2 separate regions of the Homo sapiens genome follow, and region 2 is linked to region 1. The links are chromatin loops, found by intact Hi-C in ENCODE. Cell type or tissue: spleen. All regions are shown on one strand. Each heading gives the region's core, and the rest is flanking DNA. Links, peaks and the distances in the headings are about the cores only. Region 1 overlaps SLC9A1 (solute carrier family 9 member A1). Region 2 has its middle 35 kb from the start of WDTC1-DT.

Evidence for each region. Hi-C counts contacts between places; a loop is a spot of excess contacts. Peaks named below come from ENCODE experiments on the same cell type or tissue, not always from the same donor. Only the 100,000 strongest peaks of a DNase experiment are listed, where the experiment ranks them.
Region 2: a loop joins it to region 1, with 3 times the contacts of the local background. A loop is called at or near these places in 70 of 110 quality-filtered maps.

Annotation. Positions count from the first base shown.
Region 1 is chr1:27,095,899-27,110,574 of GRCh38, reverse strand. It overlaps SLC9A1 (solute carrier family 9 member A1), which reads left to right. Exons shown (of 12, transcript NM_003047.5): 3 at 798-1,048; 4 at 2,710-2,927; 5 at 4,488-4,690; 6 at 7,263-7,352; 7 at 7,832-7,902; 8 at 8,017-8,190; 9 at 8,445-8,559; 10 at 8,749-8,850; 11 at 9,300-9,372; 12 at 9,931-11,766. The coding sequence ends at 10,268. Among named protein-coding and RNA genes, the nearest start is that of SLC9A1, 52 kb to the left of the region's middle. RefSeq lists a silencer at 298-502 and enhancers at 4,299-5,498, 7,035-7,893, 7,894-8,752. In spleen, for the core only: CTCF peaks have their summits at 7,522 and 7,733 (motif pointing left); DNase peaks (open chromatin) are centred at 3,838 and 7,700; H3K27ac peaks cover 4,891 bases.
Region 2 is chr1:27,191,659-27,206,334 of GRCh38, reverse strand. It overlaps the pseudogene CHCHD3P3. Among named protein-coding and RNA genes, the nearest start is that of WDTC1-DT, 35 kb to the left of the region's middle. RefSeq lists an enhancer at 12,891-14,090. In spleen, for the core only: a CTCF peak has its summit at 8,240 (motif pointing left); no DNase peak of the experiment used is centred there; H3K27ac peaks cover 1,418 bases.

The sequences.
Region 1 (14,676 bases), core at 3,511-11,510:
CTTTACAGTGTATGAAGTGCCACTTAAACATCTGATGGTAGTGTTGCAATGACCATCTATTTCCCAGTCCAGGAGACAGGGATGCCTTAGCCTCTAATTCCATAGCATCTGAACTTGGCTGTTCATTGCAACCCCTGGGGTGCTTGTTACATAGAGATTTCTTGGCCCTATCCCAGAGAGTCCAAGTCCAGTATGGCCTGAACATGTGTATTTTCAGAAAGCTCCAGAGGTTAAGAAATGACATTCTAGTTCATTGTGTGAACGTCCCTTTTTTGTGCTGAAGGAGGGACTGAAACCCAGTGATGGGCATGACGTGCCCAAGGTCAGGCAGTGAGAGGCAGACTTGATAGCACCAGATGTGGCTAACACTGCATCAGGTAAGGCTCCGAGCACTTGATTCGCTGATTTAGTCCTCACAGCAGTCCTAAGATTTGGTATTATTATCCTCATTTTATAGACAGGAAAACTGAAACACAGGGAGATGAATTTGCTTCCTGTACACAACTCAGGAGTGGCAGAGCCAGGATTCCAGTCCAGGCAGTTTGGCTTCAGGGTCTTCACAGAGCTTCCCAGGGCCCACCCTTCACCAGTGGGGCACGTGGCTGGCCCAGAGCAAGCCCCTCAGCCCCAGGCTGAGGTTTTGAGCACCTGCTTGGCACTAGGGTTTCTCTGCTACCGTGTGGCCTCTTCTTGTGGCCATGGTTAACGGAGGGGACAGGATTGCCCTGGGTGGACCCCAGGGAACCGTGGGGCCAGGGCCCTCTCCTCCCACCCACCAGCCTGCACACCCTCCCCAGGTCCTGTATCACCTCTTTGAGGAGTTTGCCAACTACGAACACGTGGGCATCGTGGACATCTTCCTCGGCTTCCTGAGCTTCTTCGTGGTGGCCCTGGGCGGGGTGCTTGTGGGCGTGGTCTACGGGGTCATCGCAGCCTTCACCTCCCGATTTACCTCCCACATCCGGGTCATCGAGCCGCTCTTCGTCTTCCTCTACAGCTACATGGCCTACTTGTCAGCCGAGCTCTTCCACCTGTCAGGCATCATGGCGTGAGTCTGCGTGCAGCAGGCAGTGGGCTTGGCGGGGTGGGGGCGGGGGCTGCCAGCTTGGATTCCCCAGGCTCGTAGGTTCACGGAGCTCCCAGGGCCCAGCCTTGAGCTCCAGGGATGAGACATGAACTCCAGGCTCCAGACCTGCTTGGTAGCCATTTAAATGGCCAAGGGCATCAGTGGCTTCCTAGAAGAGGAGCACTTCTGCAGCGCCCCCTGGGGTCCAGGAATCGGGAGAGGGCATTTCAGGCTATGAGCAGATGAAGCAAGAATGACCTGCATGAAGGCAAGCCCAGGGTATAGGAGAGCAGAGCCTTGGAAGCCACTAAGCTTCAGGTTGAGGAAAGCCACAGCCCTGCTACTTCATTGTCTCAAAGGGAGTCCCCTCAGCAGCCCCAGTAGGAGGCTCACCAGGCCTGAGTCCTGGCGGTCCTGAGGTCTCCACCGGGTCTGGAAATGGGGAGAATGGGATGTGGGGAGGCAGTGAGGGGTGAAGGTGTTCCAGTGCCGAGCAAGGCAGAACTGGGGTTCAGAGCCCCTGGCTCCCAGGAGCAGAGCCCGGGTGTGAGCACTGGGCTGGGAGGACTCCGAGCTCCAAGCAGCTGCTTGGAACAAAGCTCCCTGTGGAGACCCCTGTGTAATGGCAGATGCCACGCTTGAGGGGAATGAACCCAGGAGACCATGGGTCTGTGTCATTGACTCCTATTGGGTCAAGAGGCAGTGTGGCCTTGGGGCAAAGGTGCAGGCTTTGGAGTTGGACACTGTGGTTTGTGTGTCTTGGCTTTGCTGCCTGCAGGCAGCGTGACAGGGGAGAGGTGACTATTTCTCTTAGAGTCAGATCTCTCATTTTTTTATTTGAGACGGGGTCCCACTCTTGTCACCCAGGCTGGAATGCAGTGGCACGATCTCAGCTCATTGCAGCCTCTGAGTTCGAGATTCTCCCACTTCAACCTCTCAATTAGGTGGGATTACAGGTGCCCACCACCACACCTGGCTAATTTTTGTATTTTTAGAAGAGACTGCATTTCACTACATTGGCCAAGCTGGTCTCGAATACCTGGCCTCAAGTGATCCGCCTTTGTCGGCCTCCCAAAGTGCTGGGATTACAGGCGTGAGCCACCGTGCCCAGCCAAGATCACTCATTTTAAAAATGGAGGAATAGGGCCGGGCATGCGCTCGTCGCCTGTAATCCCAGCACTTTGGGAGGCCAAGGCGGGTGGATTACAAGGTCAGGAGTTCAAGACCAGCCTGGCCAAGATGGTGAAACCCCGTCTCTACTAAAAATACAAAAAAATTAGCCAGGCGTGGTGGCGGGCACCTGTATTCCCAGCCACTCGGGAGGCTGAGGCAGAGAATTGCTTGAACCCGGGAGGCGGAGGTTGCAGTGAGCCAAGATCGCGCCACTGCTCTCCAGCCTGGGTGACAGAGTGAGACTCGTCTCAAAAAAAAAAAAAAAAAAAAAAATGGAGGAATACACCGTGTCTATAGGGTTGATGTGAGGATGAGTGGCAAGAGGGTGTAAAGCACACAGCGGGCCCCTGGCCCATAGAGGAGCTTGGGACATGGGCACCTTGGTCGTGGCCCCATTGCCCCTGGCAGTGGAGGGGCTCGAGCAGGTGCAGCTCGACACGGAGCCCTGACCCCGCTCTTTCCTGCTCCAGGCTCATAGCCTCAGGAGTGGTGATGCGCCCCTATGTGGAGGCCAACATCTCCCACAAGTCCCACACCACCATCAAATACTTCCTGAAGATGTGGAGCAGCGTCAGCGAGACCCTCATCTTCATCTTCCTCGGCGTCTCCACGGTGGCCGGCTCCCACCACTGGAACTGGACCTTCGTCATCAGCACCCTGCTCTTCTGCCTCATCGCCCGCGTGCTGGGTGAGGGCCAGGGCTGGGGCGGGGTGGGGGTTGTGGTGTGGGGTGTGTGTGGGGGGTGGTGGGCTGTGGTGCTGTGTGTGTGGTGTGTGCAGTGCACTATGTGGAAGGGCCAGGCTATGTGGTGTGTGCATGTGGTGCAGTGTATAAGTATTGTGTGGAGGGGCTGGGCTGTGGTGTGTGTGTGTATGCGTATTGCGTGTGTGGTGTGTGTAGTGCATTGTAGGGGGGCTGGATGTGTGTATGGTGTGTGTGTAGTGTGTGGAGGGGTTGGGGGTGTGTGTGTGTAGTATGTTGTGTGGAGGGCTTTGTATATATGTGTGTGTTGTGTGGAGGGATTGGGCTGTGGTGCAGTGTGTGTATAGTTGTGTGGAGGGGCTGGGTGTATATGTGGAAGGGCTGGGTGTGTGTGTAGGGGTTGGGTGTGTGTAGAGGGGCTGGGTGTGTGTGTGTGTGTGTGGAGGGGCTGTGAGGGTGTGGGTGTGTGTGGAGGGGCTGTGAGGGTGTGGGTGTGTGTGTGTAGAGGGCCTGGGTGTGTGTGTGTGTGTGTGGAGGGGCTGGGGGTATATGTGTGATGCAGTTTGTGGTGGAGGTTTCCTGGTTGGCTCCTGCCTGCTCCCAGCACAGCTAGACAGGAGGGACTTCCCATTTCCATGATGGGCCCTTCAGCAGGGAGAAGCCTGTGTCACAGCAAGGCTGTGGTCTCTGGGGACAGAGTCAGGCTGTGTCAAAGTGAGGGGGCCCTGAGACTCTGAGCCTGTGGCTGTGGCTGTCCTGATGAGGGGCCTGAGGCCCACAGAACCCAGGTCTGTGACTCTGAGCTGAGTGCTCTCTGCACTGTCTCAAGACAGGTGACGTGAGCATGTGCCGAATCGCATGCAGAGCCACGTGCAGTCCTCCAAACCTATGCAGCAGGCCGGGGCACACGTGGGGACCAGGCCCCAGGTGCATGGGTTCCACTCACATGTGCCCCACATGCCTCACCCCAGTGCCTCAGTCGCCTCCTCCCTGGATCTCTCACTTCCTCTCTGAGGGTTAGGTCCATGTCCCCAAGCCTGGCAGGACCTCACATTTATTTGGTGCACTTTTGAAATCCCCTTTATTCCTGAGCCTCATCCTCCAGGGATTCTGGTTCTGTGGGTGGAGGTTGGGCCCAGCCCTCTGCATTTTTTATGCTTTATTATGGAAAATTTCAAGTACTTAGAAAAGTAGAGAGAATAGGATCATGACCCCCCACACACCCATCACATTTAACAAGTATTGACCTGTGACCCATCTTGTTTGATCTTTTCTCCCTCTTCCTGCCCCCAGCCCTCCAGCCACTGGAGGCCTCCATGATGTCTCTAAAGCACATCCAGGTTGGGGAAGTCCTTTAAGGATCCACCCAGCTCTTGGATTGAGGAGTTCAGAGCACTCTGGGCTGAGGGACCCAGGAATTGAGTGAGCGGGGTGGGCTTCGTAATGGAGACTTCCTGGATGCACAGAGAAATCACTGATGCAGAATCCAGGAGGGACTGGGGACAGCCCGACCTGACCCTCATCACCCCCTGCCTTCCCCTGCAGGGGTGCTGGGCCTGACCTGGTTCATCAACAAGTTCCGTATCGTGAAGCTGACCCCCAAGGACCAGTTCATCATCGCCTATGGGGGCCTGCGAGGGGCCATCGCCTTCTCTCTGGGCTACCTCCTGGACAAGAAGCACTTCCCCATGTGTGACCTGTTCCTCACTGCCATCATCACTGTCATCTTCTTCACCGTCTTTGTGCAGGTGCTGGGCCAGGGCAGGGCAGGCCCTTGCCTTGGGGACCCTCACAGGCTGTTCCCGTGGAAAGAGAGGAAAGCGTGTGATTTGAAATGCGATTCTAGTCCCAGCTCCACCACTAACTTGCTGTGTGACCTTGGGCGAGCCACTCCCCCTTTCTGGGCCTCAGTTTCTTCAATCGTAAAGTGAGAATTGTGATGAGTCATTGCAGAGTGACTGATCAGAATGTAAAGGAACCAGAATGCTGCCCAACTTAATTTGGAACTCATAGAGCATTAAGAGAAGTGGGTACTGGCCGGGCACGGTGACTCAACGCCTGTAATCCCAGCACTTTGGGAGGCTGAGGGGGTGGATCACCTGAGGTCAGGAGTTTGAGACCAGCCTGACTAACATGGTGAAACCCCGTCTCTACTAAAAATACAAAATTAGTGGGCATGGTGATGCATACCTGTAATTCCAGCTACTTGGGAGGCTGAGGCAGGAGAATCACTTGAACCCAGGAGGTGGAGGTTGCAGTGAGCTGAGATTGCGCCATTGCACTCCAGCCTGGGTAACAAGAGTGAAATTCCATCTCAAAAAAAAAGAAAAAGAGAGAGAAGTGGGTACAGTCAACAGGCCCAAGATCTCTCTTTGCTACTAACTCATTGTAGGGCTTTAGGCAAGAGATTTCATATCTTAGGGTCTCAGTTTCTGCATCTGTAAAATGGGAATAATATCACAGCATGGGGAACTGGAAAGGGCTATGAGCCAGGCAGCAGGAGGCCTGGAGTCAGCCCTAGCTCTGTGTTGGTGTCCCTCTGACCCTAAGAAAGACCCCCACTCTTCTCTGGGTCTCAGTTCCCATCTGTAAAGTGAGGGAACCAGGCGAGATGATTCCCAAGAATCCTTCCAGCCTGCTGCTCAGTGATTTCTGTACATTTAAACGGCTCAGGCTTAGCTGACAGCCACTCTCCTGCCTAAGGTCCCCAAGGAAGCCCAGCCTGTGATGGTGCAAATTGCTCTGCCTTACCTGACTTTGCCTGACCTTGGGCAAATAAGAAACACTCTGTCTGAGCCTCCATTTCTTTACCATCCTTTCTGTCTTTTCTGGGCACTGATACTCAAAAAGCCCTAGATGGGATACATCTTTGCATTCTCTTGAGAAAAAAAAATAGGGGAAACCTGGGGCTGGGCTTATTTTCTGTCCTTTAAAGGGAGAGGGGACCCTGGTGCAGTGGCTCACGCCTATGATCCCAGGACTTTGGGAGGCCGAGGCAGGAGGATCCCTTGAGCCCAGTAGTTCAAGAGCAGCCTAGGCAACATGGCAACCTTGTCTCTACAAAAAATAAAAAAAAAATTAGTGGGTATGGTGGTACACACCTGTAAGTCCCAGGTACTTGAGAAGCTGAGGTGGGAGGATAGCTTGAGCCCAGGAGATTGAGGCAGCTGTGAGCTGTGATTGAGCCTGTGTGACTCCTCCAGCCTGTGTGACAGAGTGAGACTCTCTCTCGAGTTAAGAAAAAGGAGAGAGGCTGGGCGCGGTGGCTCATGCCTGTAATCCCAGCACTTTGGGAGGCCGAGGCAGGCGGATCGCCTGAGGTCAGGAGTTCCAGACCAGCCTGGCCAACATGGTGAAACCCTGTTTCTACTAAAAATACAAAAATTAGCTGGGCGTGGTGGCAGCCGCCTGTAATCCCAGCTACTTGGGAGGCTGAGGCAGGAGAATCACTTGAACCCGGGAGGTGGAGGTTGCAGTGAGCTGAAATCGCACCACTGCACTCCAGCCTGGGTGACAGAGCAAGACTCCATCTCAAAAAAAAAAAAAAAAAAAAAAAGAGGAGGAGGCTGCCACTTTTGTCCTCTTGCCCTGCTTCCATCTTCAAAAAATTTTTTTTACCTTGATTTTGCAGTTGTATGTGCTAATGATTTTCCAAGCCCATTTTCATTGAAGGCAACATTGGGGAGGGGGCCTCCCTCCAGAGCCAGCCTGCCTGGGTTTAAATCATGGCTTTACTGCTTCTCTGGGATCTTAGAAAGCTGCTTATCCTCTCTGAGCCTCAGTTTCTGCATCTGTTAAATAGAGACAATGGAAGGACCTCCCTCTTAGTGTTGCGGATATTGGAGAGCTGATTGATGCTAGAACACTTCCAAGCACGTGTGTTGGTCACATGGCAGGTGTGCAGTTCCATCTGCTGCTGCTGTTATTACTCGGTCCTCCTCACAGTCCTGGTGGGGAGGCAGTGCAGAGGTAGTTTTCCCTGTGTGTGGGGCCTGACTTCCATGGGGTTGCAGAGCAAGTCTGTGGTGCAGTCCACATCTGAACCCAGGCTGTCTGCTGCCTGGCCCAGGCCAGATGACCAGTGTGGGGGTCATTTGGCAGTGAAACCTCTGACCGTGTCTCCAGGAAGAAGCAGGCCTTAAGGACCTGTCTTTAGATAAGTGCTGGGAGGTGGGAGAGTTCTCACACCCTTGGGTCCTGGGAGAGAGCAGAGCAGAGAGGGCATCCTAGCCTTGGGGGCCTGGGGTGAGGGAGGGAGGCTCTGTGGCCTCCCTGCCTGGGTAGCAGAACTGGAGTGCCTGACACCTGCCTGCCCCCCAGGGCATGACCATTCGGCCCCTGGTAGACCTGTTGGCTGTGAAGAAAAAGCAAGAGACGAAGCGCTCCATCAACGAAGAGATCCACACACAGGTACTGGAGTGCGGGCTGGGCCCTTGGTTGCAGAAGGAGGAACAGGGAGATAGGGAGCAGCTGGGCCTCAAGTCTCTGCCCCCCATCAGCCCCTTCTCCCTGTGCCAGTGCCCAGGGGCTCCCTCTGCCCCAGGAGGCCGCCAGGGTCTAGCCATAGGAAGGTGTGGTGTGAGCAGCTGGGAGCCTGAGGAGGGGGCATCATGCCATCTCTGCCTCCATTTGAAACCTATCCCAGGCATAGGTCCCAGGTGGGATTAGAGAAGGGGGCTCAGCCGGACACAGGCAAGGCTTCGAGATACCCAGAGTCAGGGCCGCTGGGTTCGATGAGTGGAGTGTGGGCGCCACCTCCTGGCTGCTCATGGAACCACAGGGCTGGACCCAGCAGGGCTGCAGCTACGGGAGGGAGTGGGGCTAGTCAGAGGTCTTGGTAGGGAAGGCGCCCCACAGCGAGGCTTGACTTGGCCCTGGGCCCCTTTCAGTTCCTGGACCACCTTCTGACAGGCATCGAAGACATCTGTGGCCACTACGGTCACCACCACTGGAAGGACAAGTAGGTGGCAGGCCTGGTGGGCAGGCAGGGAGGGGCAGGCAAGGGTCTCCTGGGCCTGGGCATCTCCCCACTCCTGGAAGCTGGCGCCATCCGTCTCCCTCCTCCTCCCACCAGGCTCAACCGGTTTAATAAGAAATATGTGAAGAAGTGTCTGATAGCTGGCGAGCGCTCCAAGGAGCCCCAGCTCATTGCCTTCTACCACAAGATGGAGATGAAGCAGGCCATCGAGCTGGTGGAGAGCGGGGGCATGGGCAAGATCCCCTCTGCCGTCTCCACCGTCTCCATGCAGTGAGTGCTGGGGCAACCAGGCAGCTTCTGCTCCCACACACCGGCCCCTCAAGCCCGGTTGGAGGTGGCCACCTGGGGGGCGGGGTCTTCTGTTGTCCTGTTGGGGCGGACAAGAGAGCTGTGGGCTCGCACCAAGGACCTGAGGCTTTGGCGCCCACCTGGGTCATCCCTAGGGTGACTTCCTTCTGGCCAAACCTGGGAGGCACCAGGATCCCAAGAATCTTGGGGACCTAACCGATGCCCTATTGCCCCAGGAACATCCACCCCAAGTCCCTGCCTTCCGAGCGCATCCTGCCAGCACTGTCCAAGGACAAGGAGGAGGAGATCCGCAAAATCCTGAGGAACAACTTGCAGAAGACCAGGCAGCGGGTGAGGGCCTGCTCCCCAGCCCGACCCCCAGGGTACAGGAGCCCTTCAGCCCCTCTCTACGGCAGCCCTGCCCTGCCCGTGCCCCTCGGCACCCACCCCAGGACTGGCCCGGCCTCCAGCACTGCCCCCACCCCTCCATGAGCAGAGCCTTCCGGGGCCCGCACTGCCCTGACGCTGTCCCTCCCACAGCTGCGGTCCTACAACAGACACACGCTGGTGGCAGACCCCTACGAGGAAGCCTGGAACCAGATGCTGCTCCGGAGGCAGAAGGCCCGGCAGCTGGAGCAGAAGGTAGCCTCTGCCTTCCTCTGGGAATCTGTATCCCACCCCACTCGCCCAAGCTCCGCCACAGCCTCTAAGGAAATGTACCCATTCTAGGAACAGGGTTTGGCTTTCGAGGGGCTTTTAGCAGTGTAAGGGCATGGAGAGCCATGAGTTCTAAGCAAGGGATTGGCGTGGGGTTGTGGGGCATGGCCTGGGTTAGGGCAGTGGCAGGGGACAGAGGAATGGGTGGATTTAAGGCTGAGCAGTGTAGGTGTATTCAGGGAGGCTGTGACAGGAGCCTGGGATGAGCCCTTAGGAGCTCCTGAGGGGCCAGTACGGGTGCCCACACAGGCACAAGGGAGGGGGAGCAAGCGCCCTGCATATACGAAAGGTGGGGTGTGCACTGGCCGGGTTCTGTCCTGAGGGGCTCCCTCTGCCCAGCTGCCTGTGCTCACCCCGTCTGTCCTCTCTGTCAGATCAACAACTACCTGACGGTGCCAGCCCACAAGCTGGACTCACCCACCATGTCTCGGGCCCGCATCGGCTCAGGTAAGGGCCTGGCGAGGGGCCTCAGGACTGGGCACTCTGAGCTGCCACCTCCTGAGGATGGGGCTCCACAGGAACAGTCCTCAGCCACTGGGAGGACAGGCCTGGCCCTCGCTGACCTCAGGATCCCCTCCCAAGCCATGAGCTGCTTCTACGTCAGGGGCCATCCCTAGGGAGAGAGACGTTCCGGGCGAGGACTGTGTGGGGAGCTGGGAGAGCCACGGTGCCTGGCAGGAAGGCAGGGTATCTGCCCCATCGAGACCCCCAACACGTGTGGGGAACGTGAGGGCAGGGCCCCAGGGCAGACTGACTCAGGGAGGAGCCCCAGGCCTTGGCCTGTGGAGGGACACCTCTGGGAGCCCCTGTCAAAGGAGAGGGCCACAGTCTGAGGAAGAGAAGCTGTGGGGTGGAAGGTCGCAGAGGCCTGCTTCTGAGGCCTGTTGGGACCGGGACGGCTGTGCTCATGAGAAGGCCTGAAGGAGGCACTGACGCGGCCGAGTGGCACGTGCTGGGCCGGGCTCCAGAGCGGAACCCAGCTTGTGCCTTGCTCTTGGTCCCCAGACCCACTGGCCTATGAGCCGAAGGAGGACCTGCCTGTCATCACCATCGACCCGGCTTCCCCGCAGTCACCCGAGTCTGTGGACCTGGTGAATGAAGAGCTGAAGGGCAAAGTCTTAGGGTTGAGCCGGGATCCTGCAAAGGTGGCTGAGGAGGACGAGGACGACGATGGGGGCATCATGATGCGGAGCAAGGAGACTTCGTCCCCAGGAACCGACGATGTCTTCACCCCCGCGCCCAGTGACAGCCCCAGCTCCCAGAGGATACAGCGCTGCCTCAGTGACCCAGGCCCACACCCTGAGCCTGGGGAGGGAGAACCGTTCTTCCCCAAGGGGCAGTAACACCAGGGCCAGCAGGCAGCGCCTGTCCCCTCACAGACTCTTCCACCAGAGCAGGGGCTGCTGGGGGCTCCCCTTGCCCTTCCTGACCCGGATTGGCCCTGCCCCTCCCCCTACCGCATGGCAGCTGGGCCCACAGCCCCCACCCCAGCACAGCTCCTCCCCTGCCGCCTCCCGGGAAGCATCCTCCCCACCAGAGCTGCCTCCCCAATCCATTTGGCAGAACTGCTGGGGCTGGTGAGGCCGGCCCTGCCCCTCCCTAGATCCAGGCTTCTCCCGGACCTGGACTAGGGCCTCGGAGGCTCCTCCCTCTGCCTCATCCTCCTCCTCATTCAGACCAATCTTAGTTTCTAACCAAAGAGTCTCTGGCTCAGCTGTGGTCCCACCCAGGAAGGGAGGGAGCTGAGGCCTCCCTTGAGTAGGCCCTGCTTTATCAGGGGACAAACCAGGGGTACCAGGCACATGGCTGGGGGAGGGACTGCTGACCCACCAAGGTCTCACACTCCTCCTGCCAGCTCTGTCACCCTGGCCACCACCCAACCTGTCCTTACTCAGAGCTGCGGGCTGAGGGCATCTCTGAGTGTCTCTGCCTGGAGCAGGGGTGGTTTCTACGGTGACAGTGACGTGACTCAGAGCTTTTCGAACTGTGCTCCCACGGGGACCACTGGGCCCCTCAGGGGAAGCTGCTAGGGGAAGGACTGGCCGTGGCTCCAGAATGTGCTGCCTTTTTAAGTTTTGTTTGTTCACACTCCTATATATGATTGTTTGCACAGAGGGCGCTCCTGTTTTTAAAACATTTTGAAAACCCCTGGCTGAACAGTGCTCTGCCTCTAACTCCCTCCTCACACTCCAGAATTACCCTTCCTCATCTGTGCCTGTCTGTCCAACCCCTCCCCCACGTCTCTCTGCCTGCTGGGCTCTTAACTGTTGCTCGAAGACTGTGACATCAGAAGTAACTCCCACTCCTAATCAAGAGTCTCTCCAGCCTCACAGATGCTGGCCTCTTGGCACCTGCCTAGCTCTTGGGCCTGACCTCCAGTCCTGCTGGCCTGCTCTTACTTCCCCCACCCTGGGTTTGGCCCCTGGAACCTTTCCCTTGTGTGTACCACACCCTGCCTGCTGTGGAGCCCATTGTGGAGGCGGTGGGGGGGAGAAGGCCTCCCCTGAGGATCCCCTGTCCCCTGGGGCTGGTGGATTGGGCAGAATCCTGGGCCCCCAGAGACCTTTGCCCACACACACTCCTTCCCCTTGTCCCTGGGGCACTCCCCCAGGATTGTGCAATAGTCAGAGTGTCCCTTTTTGCAGGGGACTGGGCCATGGGTCCTCGGCCCATCTGTCCATCCTCCTCTCCATGCAAGTGCTGTTTGGGCAGGAGTCACCATGCAAGGGTGACATCGACAACCACGTACCAAGCCACCGCAGCTGCTGCCACTCTGCTGCCTGTACAGAAGAAACTGAATCTTTTTCATATTCTAATAAATCAATGTGAGTTTTTAATAGAGTCAAGGGCTGCTTTCTGGGGACGAGGGTCTTTAGGAGGGAGGGTGGCCTGAGGGCGTGAAGTACTTAGTTCAAAGGCTGGCACAGAAACACTTCATGGCTGTCAGCTGCTGGGGTGGTTGTTCCCACATGCCAGGCACTGAGATACCACAATGAGCTAAGCAGGACGTGCCCTGCCCCGCGGGGGAGAGCGGCACTAACCAGTGCCCAGTGTTTGTGCAAGAGGTGAAAAAGAGGCAGAGGGGAGGGAGGGACGGCGAGGAGGACCCTCCTGAGTCCCGAGTGAGTGAGATCCCAGGAGGGGACTGAAGAAGGAGCCAAGGCTTCCGGGTGGAAAAGGACCCAGAAAGTTCCCAAACATTGTAACTGGGAGCTGTGCCCACGAACACTGGGACCTGAGAAAAGGCCGGGTGGCTGGGTCAGAGTGACAGGGGAGGCAAGGATGGGGCCGCGTGCTCCATGGTTAAGATTTTGCTCTTAACCGTGGGAAGACCAAAAGGGCAGTGGGAAGTCACTGAAGCCCTCAAGTTCTCACCTGTAAAGTGGGGACAGTGACCCCTGCATGAGATAAGCTCAGGTGTGTACAAACTGAGCCTCCCTAATCAGAAAACCCAACACAACGCCATGAATGGAGAATGCACACCTGACCTCATGAGACAGTCAAAACTTTGCTGCATGTGCAATATTTAAAATATATAAAATTGGGCCGGGCGCGGTGGCTCATGCCTGTAATCCCAGCACTTTGGGAGGCCAAGCTGGGCGGATCACCTGAGGTCAGGAGTTCAAGACCAGCCTGGCCAACATGGCAAAACCCCATCTCTACTAAAAATACAAAAATTAGCTGGGCATGGTGATGTATGCATGTAATCCCAGCTACTCGGGAGGTTGAGGCAGGAGAATCACTTGAACCCAGGAGGTGAAGGTTGCAGTGAGCTGAGATGGAACCACTGCACTCCAGCCTGGGTGACAGAGCAAGACTCTGTCTCAAAAAAAATAAAATATGTAACATTAATTTCAGGCTATGGGTAGAAACTGTATATGAAACATAAATGAATTTCGTGTTTAGACTTGGATTCTATCCCCAAGATATCTCATTATGTATGTGCAAATATTCCAAAATCTGAAACACTTCTGCTTTCAAGCATTTGGGGTAAGGATTGCTCAATCCCTAATGGGCTCGGTTCAGCAGAGGTTGGAGCCCTGAGGTGCATTTCCTGGATCCAACCACCAGAGGGCAGTGGGGCCTTGGCGCGCACCCCTGGCACCCTTCGAACCTGGGCTGTCCAGGAAAGCATCTCCTTTGCCCAGTCTGGGACCTGAGTGTGGAGCTGGTTTAACTCACAAAATCTGAAGCGGTTAGTGCCAAGAGGATTACAGGGTTATTATCAAAGGATTATTCCTGTATCCATCGGTTCCCTAGCAGGAAATGGATGTTACAGCCATCCCTCCATATTTTCCGGGGATTGGTTCCAGGACCCACATGGAAACCAAAATCCTTTCATGCTCAAGTTCCTGATGTAAAATGGTGTAGTGCTGTTGGCCCTTCATGGATTCTGCATCCATGGATTCAACCAACTGCAAATTGAGAATATTTGGGGAAAAAATTCAAATAATAAAGTGTAACAACTATTTACATAGTATTTACATTGTAATCTAGAGATGATTTAACGTATATGGGAGAATGGCTGGGCACAATGGTTCATGCCTGTAATACCAGCACTTTGGGAGGCCGAGGCGGGCGGATCATTTGGGGACAGGAGTTTGAGACCAGCCTGACCAACATGGTGAAACCCCGTCTCTACTAAAAATAAAAAAAATAGCTGGGTGTGGTGGTGCATGCTTGTAGTCCCAGCTACTAGGGAGGCTGAGGCAGGAGAATCACTTGAATCTGGGAGGTGGACTTTCCAGTGAGCCGAGATCGCGCCACTACACTCCAGCCTGGATGACAAAAAAAAGTATATAGGAGAATGTATGTAGGTTATAGCCAAATACTACATTATTTTATATAAGGGACTTGAGCTTCCTTGGATTTTGGTACCTGGGAGGGTCCTGGAACCAATCCCCCATGGACACCAAGAGATGGATGCATTTGCGTATAACCAACACTCATGTTCCCATATACTTTAAATCATCCATAGACTACCTATAATACCTAATACAATGTAAATTCTGTGTAAGTAGTTGTCAGCTGGGTACGGTGGCTCACTCCTATAATCTCGGCACTTTGGGAGGCGGAGATGGGCGGATCACTTGAGCCTAGGAATTCAAGACCAGCCTGTGCAACATGGTGAAACCCCACCTCTACAAAAAAGACAAAAATTGGCCAGGCATGGTGGTGCACTGGTCCCAGCTACTTGGGAGGCTGAGGTGGGAGGATTGCTTGAGCCCAGGAGGTCGAGGCTGCAGTGAGCCATGTTCACGCCACTGCACTCCAGCCTGGGCAACAAAGCAAGACCCTGTCTAAAAAAAAAAAAAAAGTTGTTATACGGGTTTTAAAGTTGTATTTTTATTGTATTGTTATTTTTTGTTTACTCATTTTTATGTTTTCAATTTGTGCTAGGTTGAATCTGAGGCTGCAGAACCCGAGGGTACAGAGGCCGACTGTGTATTTAAAGGGGTACCAAGAGCCTTCCACTAAGGGATTAATTAGAGATGTGGGCGGGGTTGTGGGAACCTACCAGGGATGGGACCCAGCAGGGCTCACACTACAGGAAGCCATTACAACCCATAGACCTGAAAGGGCAAGAGGAGGGAGCTCTCATCATGGGAGGGGACTGCCCAGCTAGAACTGTGGCCATGCTTAGAACACCCCCTGCCAGAGAGGGAGCCGGGGAGGTTGGGGGTGGACAGCTTTCATCCTGATGGTGCCTCCCACTGGCGAGTCCCAACTGAAAGCCTGAAGAGAAGGCAG
Region 2 (14,676 bases), core at 3,309-11,308, 96 kb before region 1:
GATGGAGTCTGTTTTTGTTTCCCCTCCCCTTGAAATGGAATGGGACTCTTATTGACCGCCTCAACAACTAGAATGCAGGAGACAGAATGCCGAGTGACTACTGAAGTTGGGTCATAAAAGGTGATACTACTTCTGCCTGAGTCTCTTTCTTGGGATGTTTGCCCTTGGAACCTAGTCCTGTGCTGAGGAAGCCCAAACTGGCCCACGTGGAGCGATCACTCAAAGAAGCCCACGTGCAGAGGAGCTGAGGCCCCTAGCCAACAGCGGACATCAACCACCACCTTTAGATGATTCCAGGTTTCTGCCTTTAAGTGCTCCAGATAGTCCCCAGACACTGGTGCAGAGATAAGCCACCTGTGGTGTCTTGCCTGAATTCCTGACCCAGGGAACTCGTGATTGTAATAAACGGCTGTTTTATGCCAATAAGCATTGGAGAAATTTGGTATGCACCCATTATAACTAGAACACTTCCTCTCTTTGCCTGGCTGAGTCCTAAGTATCCTGCAGCTCTCAGCTAAAATGCTTCTTCTTTAGGAAGGCCTTTCTTTTTTTTTTTTTTAGATGGAGTCTCACTCTGTCACCCAGGCTGGAGTGCAGGGGTGCGATCTTGGCTCACCACAACCTCTGCCTCCCGGGTTCAAGCAATTCTCCTGCCTCAGCCTCCCGAGTAGCTGGGATTACAGGCACCCGCCACCATGCCCCGTTAAATTTTTTTTTTTTTTTGTATTTTTAGTAGAGATGGGTTGCACCATTTGGCCAGGCTGGTTTCGAACTCCTGACCTCAAGTGATCCACCCATCTTCGCCTCCCAAAATGCTAGGATTACAGACATGAGCCACCGTGCCTGGCCAGGAAGGCCTTTCTTGAACAGGGCTAGGTTGGTTCCCTAGTCATAATCTCTCACAGTGTCCTCTACTTCCCTTTTGTAACACTTACCACATCTGTTGTGATGTTTTTCCCCACTATCTGCTTTGCCATACTCTGAGCCCCATGAAGGCCACGACCAGGTCTGCCTATAGAATCTCCAGCAGCTAGCCTGGTAGATACGTGTGCATGGGATGCTCTCAGTAAATACTTACGAAGTGAGTGGACGAATGCTTTGCCCCACAGTGCCTGGCACAAATGCTCGGATGCAGCAAGAGATGGACCCATCCTTGAGGGTTTGGGAATTATTTCTGAAAATATTCCTAGCCGGGAGTGGTGGCTCTCGCCTGTAATCCCAGCACTTTGGGAGGCCGAGGCGGGCAGATCACCTGCGGTCAGGAGTTCAAGACCAGCCTGGCCAACATGGTGAAACCCCGTCTCTACTAAAAATACGAAGATTAGCCGGGCATGGTGGCGCACGCCTGTAGTCCCAGCTGCTCCAGAGGCTGAGGCAGGAGAATTGTTTGAACCCAGGAGCCGGAGGTCGCAGTGAGCCGAGACCACACCACTACACTCCAGCCTGGGTGACAGAGGGAGACCCTGTCTCAAAAAAAAAAGTCTCAGAAAAAAAAAAGTCTCAAAAAAAAAAAAAAAAAAAACCCGCCAGGAGCAGTGGCTCATGCCTGTAATCCCAGCACTTTGGGAGGCCGAGGTGGGCGGATCACCTGAGGTCAGGAGTTCAAGACCAGCCTGACCAACATGCAGAAACCCCATCTCTACTAAAAATACAAAATATTAGCTGGGCGTGGCAGCATGTGCCTGTAATCCCAGCTACTTGGGAAGCTGAGGCAGGAGAATCTCTTGAACCCGGGAGGCGGAGGTTGCAGTGAGCCGAGATCGTGCCACGGCACTCCAGCCTGGGTGACAGAGCGAGATTCTGTCTCAAAAAGAGAAAGAAAAAAAAGAAAATATTCCTATGTAGGGTACCCCATTGCAGCCGAGGTAGTACTGAAACACTATGTAAATCCCTGGTTATTGCCATGAAAGATATCCAAGATATGTTGTTCAGTAATAAAAAGTAAGTTTCAAGAAAGATTTTAGGCTTCCACTGTCACCTGGAATGAAGAAAGTGGCAAAGAACATTGCTCCTCCCTTAACAATGAGGAAAAGGCAGATAATTTATGAAGTCCTAATTTTTCTTGAGCTCATCAGAGAGCTAAGGTTGCAAGGCAACCAAATCAATTGAATTTCAAAGAGATACAAGCCTCTCACAGATGTGATGGAACACACAAATTGCATCACCTTTGTCAGAGCATGGGGGAATGTGGTGGCTGCCATTCAAGTGAGTAAAAGAAAGTCAACTAAAGCTTAAAAAATGTTTTAAGCACCAAGTGTGCGCCAGCATATCAGTTTGGTACAGACTGGGGCCTAGACACAAGGGGAGTTGGCACTCACTCCAAATTCTTTTCCATGGGCCTCCAGTGGGTCCTCACAAGACTGGAGGCAGGGCAGGAGACCAGAGAGAGCCCCCTCAGTGGCACGGGTGTGCAGGTAGTAGGCTGCAGTTGAGGGATGAGCATGAAGTCCCACAAGCTGCTTTTAAAGGGGACAAAGTTGTCTGCGGGAGGGAAAGCAGACCCTCTCATGCCACAGCTCAGCAAAGATTTATTGCTTCTAGAAAGGAGTAGAAGCAAAACTCATTTGCCTTTGGTGTTGGGTGGGTAGGAAACACTCTCACTCCGTGACCCACTGCACCTGGGGGAAGGGTAGAAGCAAAAACCCTCTACTTTTTCAGGGGGGCTGGAAACCATCTGGGACCCAGGATCCTACAGCAATAATAAGCTGAGAACTGCTAACACTGCAGATAACCAGAAATACATGGAGGAGGGGCAGGAATGCTGAGAAGGCTCCAGCCTAAGTCCCGGATGTATTGAGTCTGCCTAAGACGAAGGCTGGGTCAGGACAACAGAGAAACCCATCCCACTTCCTGAGGAGCCCAGCACCAAGGAACAAGCAAAGGCAGTCTACCACAGTGGGAGACGCGGGAGCATGGGGAAGGAGCTCGGCTGGGGTGCAAGTGTGCAGGGGTGGCTGAAAGTTGACCAAGCAACAAACAAAAGCTGGGAAAAATCATTGTCAGCAGACCTACAATGAGAAAAGGTAAAGGAGATTCCTCATGCAGAAGGTATATGATACCAGGCAGAACTTGGATCTACACAAAGAAATGAAGAGTACTGAAAATGGTAAAAATACAAGGTAAAGATGAAAAACATTATTCTTTTATTTATTTATTTTGAGATGGAGTTTCACTCTTGTTGCCCAGGCCGGAGTGCAATGGCACGATCTCGGCTCACCGCAACCTCCGCCTCCCGAGTTCTAGCGATTCTCCTGCCTCAGCCTCCTGAGTAGCTGGGATTACAGGCATGCGCCACCACGCCCAGCTAATTTTTGTATTTTTAGTAGAGACGGGGTTTCACCACGTTGGTCAGGCTGATCTCAAACTCCCGACCTTAGATGATCCACCCGCCTTGGCCTCCCAAAGTGCTGGGGTTACAGGTGTGAGCCACCACGCCCAGCCCATTATTCTTATTTTTAATCTCTTTAAAAAATAATTGGCCAGGCGCAGTGGCTCACACCTGTAATCCCAGCACTTTGGAAAGCCAAGGTGGGAGGACTGCTTGAGCCCGGGAGTCCAAGACCAGCCTGGGTAATTTAGCGAGACCCCATCTTAAGAAAAAAAAAGAAAAAGATTAAGAAGAGTACCAAAGTTGGTAGGAAGGAACTGGAAGTATATTGTTGTGAGGTTCTTGCAATATATGGGAAATGGTTTAATATTATTTGAAAGTAGATTCTGGGCCAGGTGCGGTGGCTCATGTCTGTAATCCCAGCACTTTGAGAGGCCAAGGCGGGCAGATCACGAAGTCAGGAGTTGAGGCCAGCCTGACCAATATGGTGAAACCCTGTATCTACTAAAAATACAAAAATTAGCTGGGTGTAGTGGCACATGCCTGTAGTCCCAGCTATTCAGGAGGCTGAGGCAGAAGAATCGCTTGAATCCAGGAGGCGGAGGTTGCAGTGAGCCGAGATCACACCATTGCACTTCAGCCTTGGCAACAGAGCGAGACTCCGTCTCAAAAAAAAAAAAAAAAAAAAAAAAAAGAAAGTAGACTGTGGTAAGTTAAATATATGCATTATAAGTCCTAGGGTAACCACTGAAAATTTAAAAATAGGTATAACTTGTAAGCCAATACTGGAGATAAAGTGAAATAATTTTTTTTTGAGACAGAGTCTCGCTCTGTCGCCCAGGCTGGAAGGCAGTGGTGCAATCTTGGCTCACTGCAACCTCTGCCTCCCTGGTTCAAGTTTACGACCAGCCTGGGCAACATAGCAAGATCTCATCTCTACTTTTTTTTTGGTAGAGACAGAGTTTCCCCATGTTGTTGCCCAGGCTGATCTTGAACTTCTGAGCTCAAGTAATCTGCCTGCTACTCAGCTACTCAGGAGGCTGAGGCAGGAGAATCGCTTGAACCTGGGAGGTGGCGGTTGCAGTGAGCTGAGATTGCGCCAATGCACTCCAGCCTGAGTGACAGAGCAGGACTCCGTCTCAAAAAAAAAAAAAAAAAAAAGAGGGGGATTTTTCCTCTCAGAAGTCCCCCCTCTCTCACTAGAGAGAGAGCTGTTTTCCTTTCTCTTTCTTTCTCTTTCTCTTGCCTATTAAACCTCTGCTCCTAAACTCCTCATGTGTGTCCATATCCTAAATTTTCTTGGTGTGAGATGATGAACCCTGGGTACTTACCCAGACAACATAGTTGCTTCATATTGGGGACCTTGTCCAGGATACCAAGGTACATAATTCATTGAAACAGTGAGTAGGGGCCGTGGCCTTGCTCCCGCCGTGCGGGAAAAGAATCCAGGCCCTTCCATGCGCGTGTGGGCGCGGGGGCCCCGAAGTGCTCGTGGTTCCGCGCTAGGTCTCCGCTGGGGCAGGAACCGGAGCCATGGGTGGGACCACCAGCACCCGCCGGGTCACCTTCGAGGCGGACGAGAATGAGAACATTACCGTGGTGAAGGGCATCCGGCTTTCAGAAAATGTGATTGATCGAATGAAGGAATCCTCTCCATCTGGTTCGAAGTCTCAGCGGTATTCTGGTGCTTATGGTGCCTCAGTTTCTGATGAAGAATTGAAAAGAAGAGTAGCTGAGGAGCTGGCATTGGAGCAAGCCAAGAAAGAATCTGAAGATGAGAAACGACTAAAGCAGCCAAAGAGCTGGACCGAGAGAGGGTTGCTGCCAATGAGCAGTTAACCAGAGCCATCCTTCGGGAGAGGATATCTAGCGAGGAGGAACGCGCTAAGGCAAAGCACCTGGCTAGGCAGCTGGAAGAGAAAGACCGAGTGCTAAAGAAGCAGGATGCATTCTACAACGAACAGCTGGCTAGACTGGAGAAGAGGAACTCAGAGTTCTTCAGAGTCACCACTGAACAATATCAGAAAGCTGCTGAAGAGGTGGAAGCAAAGTTCAAGCGGTATGAGTCTCATCCAGTCTGTGCTGATCTGCAGGCCAAAATTCTTCAGTGTTACCGTGAGAACACCCACCAGACCTTCAAATGCTCCACTCTGGCCACCCAGAGTGGCCATGCTTGAGAAGGGAGGATAAAAACTTTCAGAATGAGCAAAACACCATCAACGTTAATTCCAGAGATGGAACATTGTTTTTCCTAGTGAGAAAACAACCCATTTGAAGAGAAGACCACTAATGAGAAGACCACTAAAGAGAGACACCAAGAATGGATTCAGCAGAATCATTTCACATTTTGAACAGCAGCAATTTGAAGGGCCAAAGCCTTGATCAGGGATCAGTCATTAAAGGACACTCTTCAGTATTAGCAAACCCTCTTATGATGATTAAAAGAGAAGGGCAGCCCTCTCCACATTTTGGTACTTTCTACTCAACTTCCACTGACCATAAAATGTTTCTCTTCTGAACAAGCCCCATCATTTGGTGAACCTCCACCCTAACAAAGTAGATGGGGTCGGGGGCTAAATTAATTGGAGTAGGGTGAGGAGAGAGCCACAAAACATAGATCTGGAGGCAGCAGTGCTGGGTGGAGAAAGCCAGAAAACAGATCTGGAGGCAGCAGTGCTGGATGGAATTGTCTAGGCTGTGGCATGTTGGTTTTGTCTCTCTTTCTTTTCTCCTTTGATTATATAAAAGCTATTTCATTGTAACTTATTATGGTGATTATACAGGCAAGAAGACAAAAAGGAGAGAAAATGTACCTCTTCTACTGGAATAATGTTTATGATTACAAGTGAGATAAGGTATTTTTATCAATATGAAGGCAACCTTGGCTGATATAACCTCTATAGTGAATACTCACATCTTTACTTCACTCACTATCAATAATAAATATATTTTCTGACAAAGACTGGCAAAAAAAAAAAAAAAAACAGTGAGTAGAGGAGCAGACTCCAACTCTGTCCTTTCATTTTGGGGCTCTCAGCCTCCAGTTTATTTTATTATATTTTATTTTATTTTACTTTGAGGCAGGATCTTCCTCTCTGACCCAGGCGGGAGTACAGTAGTATAATCTCGGCTCACAGCAACCTCCACCTCCCAGGTTCAAATGATTCTCCTGCCTCAGCCTCCCAAGTAGCTGGGATTACAGGCCTGCACCACCATGCTGAGCTAATTTTGTATTGTTAGTAGAGATGGGGTTTTGTCTTGTTGGCCAGGCTGGTCTTGAACTCCTGACATCAGGTGATCTGCCTGCCTCAGCCTACCAAAATGATGGGATACCAGGTGTCGGCCACACCGTGTCAGGCCTCCATTTTAGAACCAAATCAAATCACTAACAGGCATCCTTCAGCCATTTAAGAATGCGATTAGCATGGCGTGTTCTTAAAGACTTAGATGTGAGGCTTGCTGAGGAGAACACGGAGAATCCCCCAGTACCCACAGATTGCTGGGCATATTAGCCATGTTTGAACCAGCTTCCTTTCACAGAGGACTTAGCTGTCATGTGGGGCTGGAAGAGGTCCTGGAAGTAACTGAGGATTTCTGGCTGAGGCTACCCCCTGGTGTTATCCAAAGGCTTCTGGACTGACCCCAGCCTCCAACCACCCGATGGGGTGTCAGCAACAGGATCTCCAACTTTTCTGTCGTAATCTCCTCCTTTTCTGTCCATGACTGCCATGTCTCCTATCCTTTCTGTCTATGCAGACAGCACCTCCTCAAGCCTGCATATAAAATCCAGTGCATCCGCCACTGGCCAGCCTTTTCCTCTCAGAAGTCCCCTCTCTTTCACTAGAGAAGAGAGCTGTTTTCCTTTCTCTTTCTCTTACCTATTAAACTTCTGCTCCTAAACAAACAGACAAACAAAAACAAACAAACAAAAAAACCCAGGCACGGTGGCTCACACCTGTAATCCCAGCATTCTGGGAGGCGAGGCGGGCGAGCCATTTGAGGTCAGGAGTTCGAGACCAGCCTGGCCAACATGGTGAAACCCCATCTCTACTAAAAATACAAAAAAATTAGCTGAGCATGGTGGTGCATGCCTATAATCTCAGCCCTATTCGGGAGGCTGAGGCAGGAGAATCACTTGAGTCTAGGAGGCAGAGGTTGCAGTGAACCAAGATCATGCCACTGCACTCTAGCCTGGGTGACAGAGTGAGACTCCATCTCAAACAAAAAAAGAAAAATATAAAAATGAGGCCAGGCGCGGTGGCTCACGCCTGTAATCCCAGCACTTTGGGAAACCGAGGTGGGCACATCACCTGAGGTCAGGAGTTCGAGACCAGCGTGGCCAATATGGTGAAACCCCCGTCTCTATTAATAATACAAAAATTAGCTGGGCGTGGTGACATGCGCCCATAGTCCCAACTACTCGGGAGGCTGAGGCAGAAAAATCGCTTGAACCCAGGAGGCGGAGGTTGCAGTGAGCTGAGATCACGTCATTGTACTCCAGTCTGGGCAACAAGAGCAAAACTCCGTCTCAAAAAAAAGGAAAAAGAAAAAGAAAACCAGATCTAGACTAGTCCTACATTCTATGGTCAGGAAGACTGAGACCCAGAAATACATCAGTGACTTGAGTAAGATCACACCATGCAATGGGTGGGAATCTGTAGATGTGATTTGGTGAGCATTACAGGTTAAGTGCACCACACTTAGAAACAGACAGACCTGGGTCTCTGGTACTGGCTTAACCACAAAACTCTACAACTTGGATAACTTCTCTGGACCTCATATCTCTTCTGTAAAAGGAGGCGTTTACTTTGTATTTCTCTGCTGTAAAATCTCTTCTAATCCTTCACGTCCAGAGGTTCTAATTCGGTACTTTGTGTGCCCTCCTCTCACAGTGCCACCTTGTGGCTCACTATGAACCCTGCATCTTCTCTTCCTAAATTAAAATCTTTGTCATAGAGGATAGAAACCCTTGTAATAGCGGACCATTCCCTTACTGTGAGTGATCTGGCTAACAGATCCCACTCCGATCTACTTTCCATGTGTAAGATGTGGGCATCACTTCAGTGCTGACACAGCTAGAAGATGTCGCAGGGCTTTTCCTGACCACCTGTCACACTCTACATTCACAGAACCAGGACTTTGTGACAGTGCTTTGGGTGGAGCTGTATCTTAATTTTCATTTTAAAAGTCTCCTCCTGGCTGGGTGCGGTGGCTCACGCCTGTAATCCCAGCACTTCGGGAGGCCGAGGCGGGAGGATCACCTGAGGTCAGGAGTTCAAGACCAGCCTGGCCAACATGGTGAAACCCCGTCTCTACTAAAAATACAAAAATTAGCTGGGCGTGGTGGCAGGCACCTGTAATCCCAGCTACTTGGGAGGCTAAGGCAGGAAAATTGCTTGAACCTGGGAGGCGGAGGTTGCAGTGAGCTGAGATTGCACCACTGCATCCCAGCCTGGGCGACAAGAGTGAAACTCCGTCTCAAAAATAAAATAAAAGAAAATAAAAGTCTCCTCCTGCCCTGTGTCTGGTCTGTGGCATGACACTCACCTCCTTTGCCAGGCCCCAAGTTTGATTTATTTTTTCTCTTTCTCTGGACACAGCTCAGCTTATGACCAAGAGAGGAAACGGCAGGAGGAAGGCCATGAGCCTGTTAACATCAAGCTGGGGGAAGTGCCAGAAAGATTCCCAAGGTCCCTAACCTCAACAGCTCTGTGACCTTGGACAAGTTATTTAATTTTTCTTTCTTTCTTTCTTTCTTTCTTTTTTTTTTTTTTTTGAGATGGAGTCTCGCTCTGTCACCAGGCTGGAGTGCAGTGGCATGATCTCGGCTCACTGCAACCTCCACCTTCCGGGTTCAAGCAATTCTCCTGCCTCAGCCTCCCAAGTAGCTGGGACTACAGGCGCATGCCGCCACGCCCAGCTAATTTTTTGTATTTTATTAGAGACGGGGTTTCACCGTGTTGCCCACGCTGTTCTCCAACTCCTGAACTCAGGCAATCCGCCCGCCTCGGCCTCCCAAAGTGCTAGGATTACAAGCGTGAGCCACCACACCCGGCAAGTTATTTAATTTTTCTAAGCCTTAGGTTGCATCGTGGAGATAAAATTACTTGTCTCCCAGGTAGTTCTGAGAATTAGAAATACAGCTATGTGGGCCAGGTGTGGTGGCTCAAGCCTGTAATCCCAGAACTTTGGGAGGCTGAGGCAGGCGGATCACGAGGTCAGAAGTTCGAGACCAGCCTGGCTAATAGGGTGAAACCCCGTTTCTACTAAAAATACAAAAATTAGCCAGGCGTGGTGGTGTGTGCCTGTAGTCCCAGCTACTTGGGAGGCTGAGGCAGAAGAATCACTTGAACCTGGGAGGTGGAGGTTGCAGTGAGCCAAGATCACGCCACTGCACTCCAGCCTGGGTGACAGAGTGAGACTCCGTCTCAAAAAAAAAAAAAAGAAAAGAAAAAGAAAAAGAAATACAGCTATGCGTTACTTAACAACAAGGATACATTCTGAGAAATGCGTTATTAGGCGATTTCATCATGTAAACATCATAGAGTGTACTTACACAAACCTAGGTAGTATGGCCTCCTACACACCTAGGCTATATGGCACAGCCTATTGCTTCTAGGCTACAAACCTATACACCATGTTAGCGTACTGAACACCGTAGGCAATTGTAACATGATGGTAAGTATTTGTGTATCTAAACATACCCAATCATAAAAAAGGTACAATAAAAACATGGTGTTCCAATCTTATGGAACTACTGCTGTATATGTGGTCTGTAGTTGAGTAAAACATCATTATGCAGTACCTGACTGTAATATATGTAAAGTAATTAGTGCATAGTAGGTGATAAATAAATGGTAGTTGGTTATAATCACATACACCTTCTATTTACTCACCACTAATCTCTGAACTCTAGGGGATGCGGAAGAGCTAGAGAAGAGAACCTAGCTGGCTTCCACACTGGTTGCAGAGAGCAGGTCACTGGAGGCAGGATATAATGAAATGCAAATGGCAGGTCACAGCCTGTGAGTGCTGCAGGAGCACAGTGCCAGCAGAGAATAATCATTCTCACGTCTCCATAACACATCGCAGTGTTTACATTGTCCTTTAACATCTTTCTTTCTTTTTTTTTTTTTTTTTGAGATGGAGTTTCGCTCTTGTCGCCCAGGCTACAGTGCAATGGCACAGTCTCGGCTCACTGCAACCTCTGCCTCCCAGGTTCAAGCAATTCTCCTGCCTCAGCCTCCTGAGTAGCTGAAATTACAGGCATGTGCCACCACGCCCTACTAATTTTTGTGTTTTTAGTAGAGATAGGGTTTCGCCATGTTGGCCAGGCTGGTCTCGACCTCCTGACCGCAGATGATCCGTTCGCCTTGGCCTCCCAAAGTGATGGGATTCTAGGCATGAGCCACTGCGCCCGGCCAATTGTCCTTTAACATTTATAATTTTACTTATAACAACTGTGAGGTAGATATTAACGTTATCATCTCCATTTTACAATGACATGCCCAAGGTTGTATCACTAAGAAGTGGCAGAGGTGGCTTGAGCTTGGGGCATCCTCACTCAGAGGCTGCCTTCTTTTTACTCCCCAGAGAGTTTTCTAGATAACAAGTCTAGAAAGATAGGTCTTGAAGGGTGAGAGGCATCGGAGAAGCAGAGAAGGCTATTTAAGCAGTGACACTATCAAGAAACGGAAAAGGGTGGAAATTGGACCAGTGACCACCAGCAGTCCTCCAGGTAGGGAGAATGCCCTGATTCTATACCCTAAGATACACTAAGGACCTCTAGCCCAGCCTGGTTGGACAGAAGTCAGGGAGGCTTTCCTGGAGAAAGCAACATCCGAGCTGAGGCCTGAATGATGAGCAGGAGTTGGCCTGAGCTCCCAGGCAAAATAACTATCAGGAGCACATTTGGGGAACTGGAAATAGTTCAAAGAGGCAGGAGCAGAGTATGGCTAAGAATGAGGCTGTGGTCAGATGGGGCAGGGCTTTGTAACCCACATTAAGATCTTGGACTTTATCTCAGGCCACTAAGGACTCAATGCTTTGTTTACCGAGAAAATTTGAGCTTTACACCAATCACTGATTGCAATATGGAGACTGACTGGCAGGGGCCAAACTGGAGGCAGGAGGCTGGTGAGAAAGTTGGTGCAGTAACCCAGTGAAAATAGGAGGGTTGCCTGGTAGGGGGGGTGTAGCAAATATTGGGAGATATGAGCAGATTTAGGAGATAATTAAGAGGCAGAATGGAGGCCAGGCACGGTGGCTCATGCCTGTAACCCCAGCACTTTGGGAGGCAGAGGTGGGAGGACTACTTGAGCCTAGGAGTTCGAGACCAGCCTGGGCAACAGAGTGAGACCCTGTCCCAAAAACTTTTAAAAAGAGGCAGAGTGGACTGGAGTTGGTGATTAATTGAACACTGGAAGTAATGGGGAGTCGGGGAGCAGAGGTGGGAAGAAAGAAGGAGGAGGTGAGGGTATCTTCCAGTTCCTGGCTGGAGCAGCTGGTTGGGTGGCTGTATCAATCCCTGGGCTGGGGAAGATGAGGGAGAAGTCCCTGAAGAGAGGACAAAGGAGCAAGGCTTTGAGGGGTAAGACGAATTTAGCAGCTGATGGAAGCGGGAGTGTCAAATGCTCTTAGTGAAAGCAAGCTGAATTTTCCCTTTGTATTCATTCAACACATATTTGTGACTGGGGGTGGGAGCTCACACCTGTAATCCCAGCACTTTGGGAAGCTGAGGTGGGTGGATCACTTGAGGCCATGAGTTCAAGATCAGCCTGGCCAACATGGTGAAACCTCTGCCCCTACTTAAAATACAAAAATTAGTGAGGCATGGTGGCAAAAGCATGTAATCCCAGCTACTCAGGAGGCTAAAGCAGGAGAATCGCTTGAACCTGGGAGGTGGAGGTTGCAGTGAGCCGAGATCGTGCCACTGCACTGCAACCTGGGTAACAGAGCAATACTCTGTCTCAAAAACAAAAAACAAAAAACAAACAAACAAAAAAACCCACATATTTGTTAGGGGCCTACTATATGTCAGGCACCATCCCAGGCACTGAGAATACAGCAGTGAACAAAACAGACCAGGTCCTGTCCTCCTGGAGTTTACATTCTAGTGGGTGGAGACAGACAATAAGCAAAGAAATGTCTATAAATATGTCAAGGCGTGGTAGGTGCTATGAAGACAAATTAGACTGATTATGAGGCTACACATGGAGGTTGTCATTTGGATAGGGTGATCAGAGAAGGCTTCTCTGATTTTTAGGCAGAGACCTGAATGAAGTGAGGAGGGACACATGCAGATATGGCGACGCACCCTTCTGGGCAAAAAGAAGGGCATGGCTTTGAGGTCAGAGATTCTCTCCATGCTGTGACCACTCCAGTCACGGCAGGGGTCAGAAATAGGCACTGAATACCCTGAAAGGAATAAGGATTTTACTATAAAACCATTTCCTTCTCCCCTGAAAGATGAAATTCCCCCAGAGCACTTTTAAACCCATGCAGTCTTCTGAAGACTTGAATTGGTTTTGCTCTTTGCCAGCTCCATCACATACTAGTTGCGTAAACCTGGACACATCATTACCTTCTCCAAGCCTCAGTTTTCTCATTTATAAAATGGGTATACTAATACAAATTTGCCATAAGGAACAAATGAAGTTATACATACAGTGCCTGGCACAGAACAGATTGTTTAATAATGTTAGCCTTTTGTTAACAACCAGGATGGAGAAAACTGGCTTAATTGGGGTGTGAGAGTCTAATTAATTCTAGCCTTGAACTCTCATTGCTGCTATTGCTGGCAGGAAAAAACTACACAAATACATTTATTCCCCTTCAACTCCTTTTTCTATCCAACTTCCTTTTCCCAGCTTCTGACCTGGGCATATGTGTGGTTTCAAGAAGGCTCGTTGAAGAGAGAATTGACAATTCTCCTGGTGGCACAATATTCTGGTTTAGCCTTGAAGCCCCGTCTTCCCCATCTTCTGCTGCTGAGCCCCCTTCCTCCACCGATGTACTGGACTTATCTCACTGGGGGAGGAGAGAGTGAGCAGAGTGGGTGTGGTGGAAGAAATGACTCAACCTAGAACTTGTGGAATTTTGCATAAGGCTCCACCCTGCAACTCCCTGCCCAAGAGGTCTCTGTGCTGGGTCGGTGGAATGGTGCCAGCCCTTACCAGGTGTGGCATGTTGAGATTCTAAATGTTGAGCCTCACTGGTAGTCTCAGCTACTCAAGAGACCAAGGCAGAAGGATCACTGGAGCACAGGAGTTTGAAGTTGCAGTGAGGTGTGATTGCGCCACTGCACTCCAGCCTGGGCAACAGAGCGAGAATAAAAAATAAATGTTGAGGGTCAGGCGTGGTGGCTCACACCTGTAATCCCAGCACTTTGGGAGGCCGAGGCAGGTGGAGGCCAGGAGTTTGAGACCTGGCCAACACAGTGAAACCCCGTCTCTACTAGCTGGGTGTGGTGGTACGCACCTGTAATCCCAGCTACTCTGGAGGCTGAGGCATGAGAAACATTTGAATCTGGGAGGCGGGGATTACAGTGAGCCGAGATTGCGCCACTGCAGCTTGCGCGACAGAGACTGCTTCTCAAAACAAACAAACAAACAAAAAAATGTTGAGTCTTTAAAGACACCTGAACAAGGCTAGGGCAGGTGTGGGCAGTGGAGGTGATCATCTCTATGCTAGTGACTTAGAGTCGTGCCAGAGCTAGGCCTCTGGAGGCAAAGATGGAAGAGCACGTGGAAGGGAGGGGCAGTGGGTAGGGGGAGGGAAGGATCGAGGGAAGCTGGACTGTGTGACCTTGGCTGAATCACTATGTAATCAGGCCACACCCTTGCTCAATAGCCTTCAATGACTCCCCATGCCACAGGATAAAGTCCCAAAAACTTAACCCTGATCCAACCTACAATTTCATTTGGTTTACTACTCTACTCCACCCCTTCCCCATGCTTCCTGAAATGCAGCCTCAGAGGTCTCTGCTTGGTCTCTTTTCTTTTTTTTTTTCTTTTTCATTGTTTTCTTCTTTGTTATTCAACCAGAGCCAAGTCAGAATCTTTTTTTTATTATTGCCTTTCCCCCCAGGATTCCTAATATGATACCCACAATATATAATATCTGTGTTTAATAAACTTTTTATTTGGAATCATTTTAGATTTACAGAGAAGTTGCAGAGATAGTCAAGGGAGCTGGGTGCAGCGGCTCACCCCTGTAATCTCAAATCTCAGCACTCTGGGAGGCTGAGGTGGGAGGATCCCTTGAGGCCAGAAGTTTGAGACCAGCCTGGGTGACATAGAGAGACTCTGTCTCTCTCTTTTTTTTTTTTTTTTTGAGACAGAGTCTTG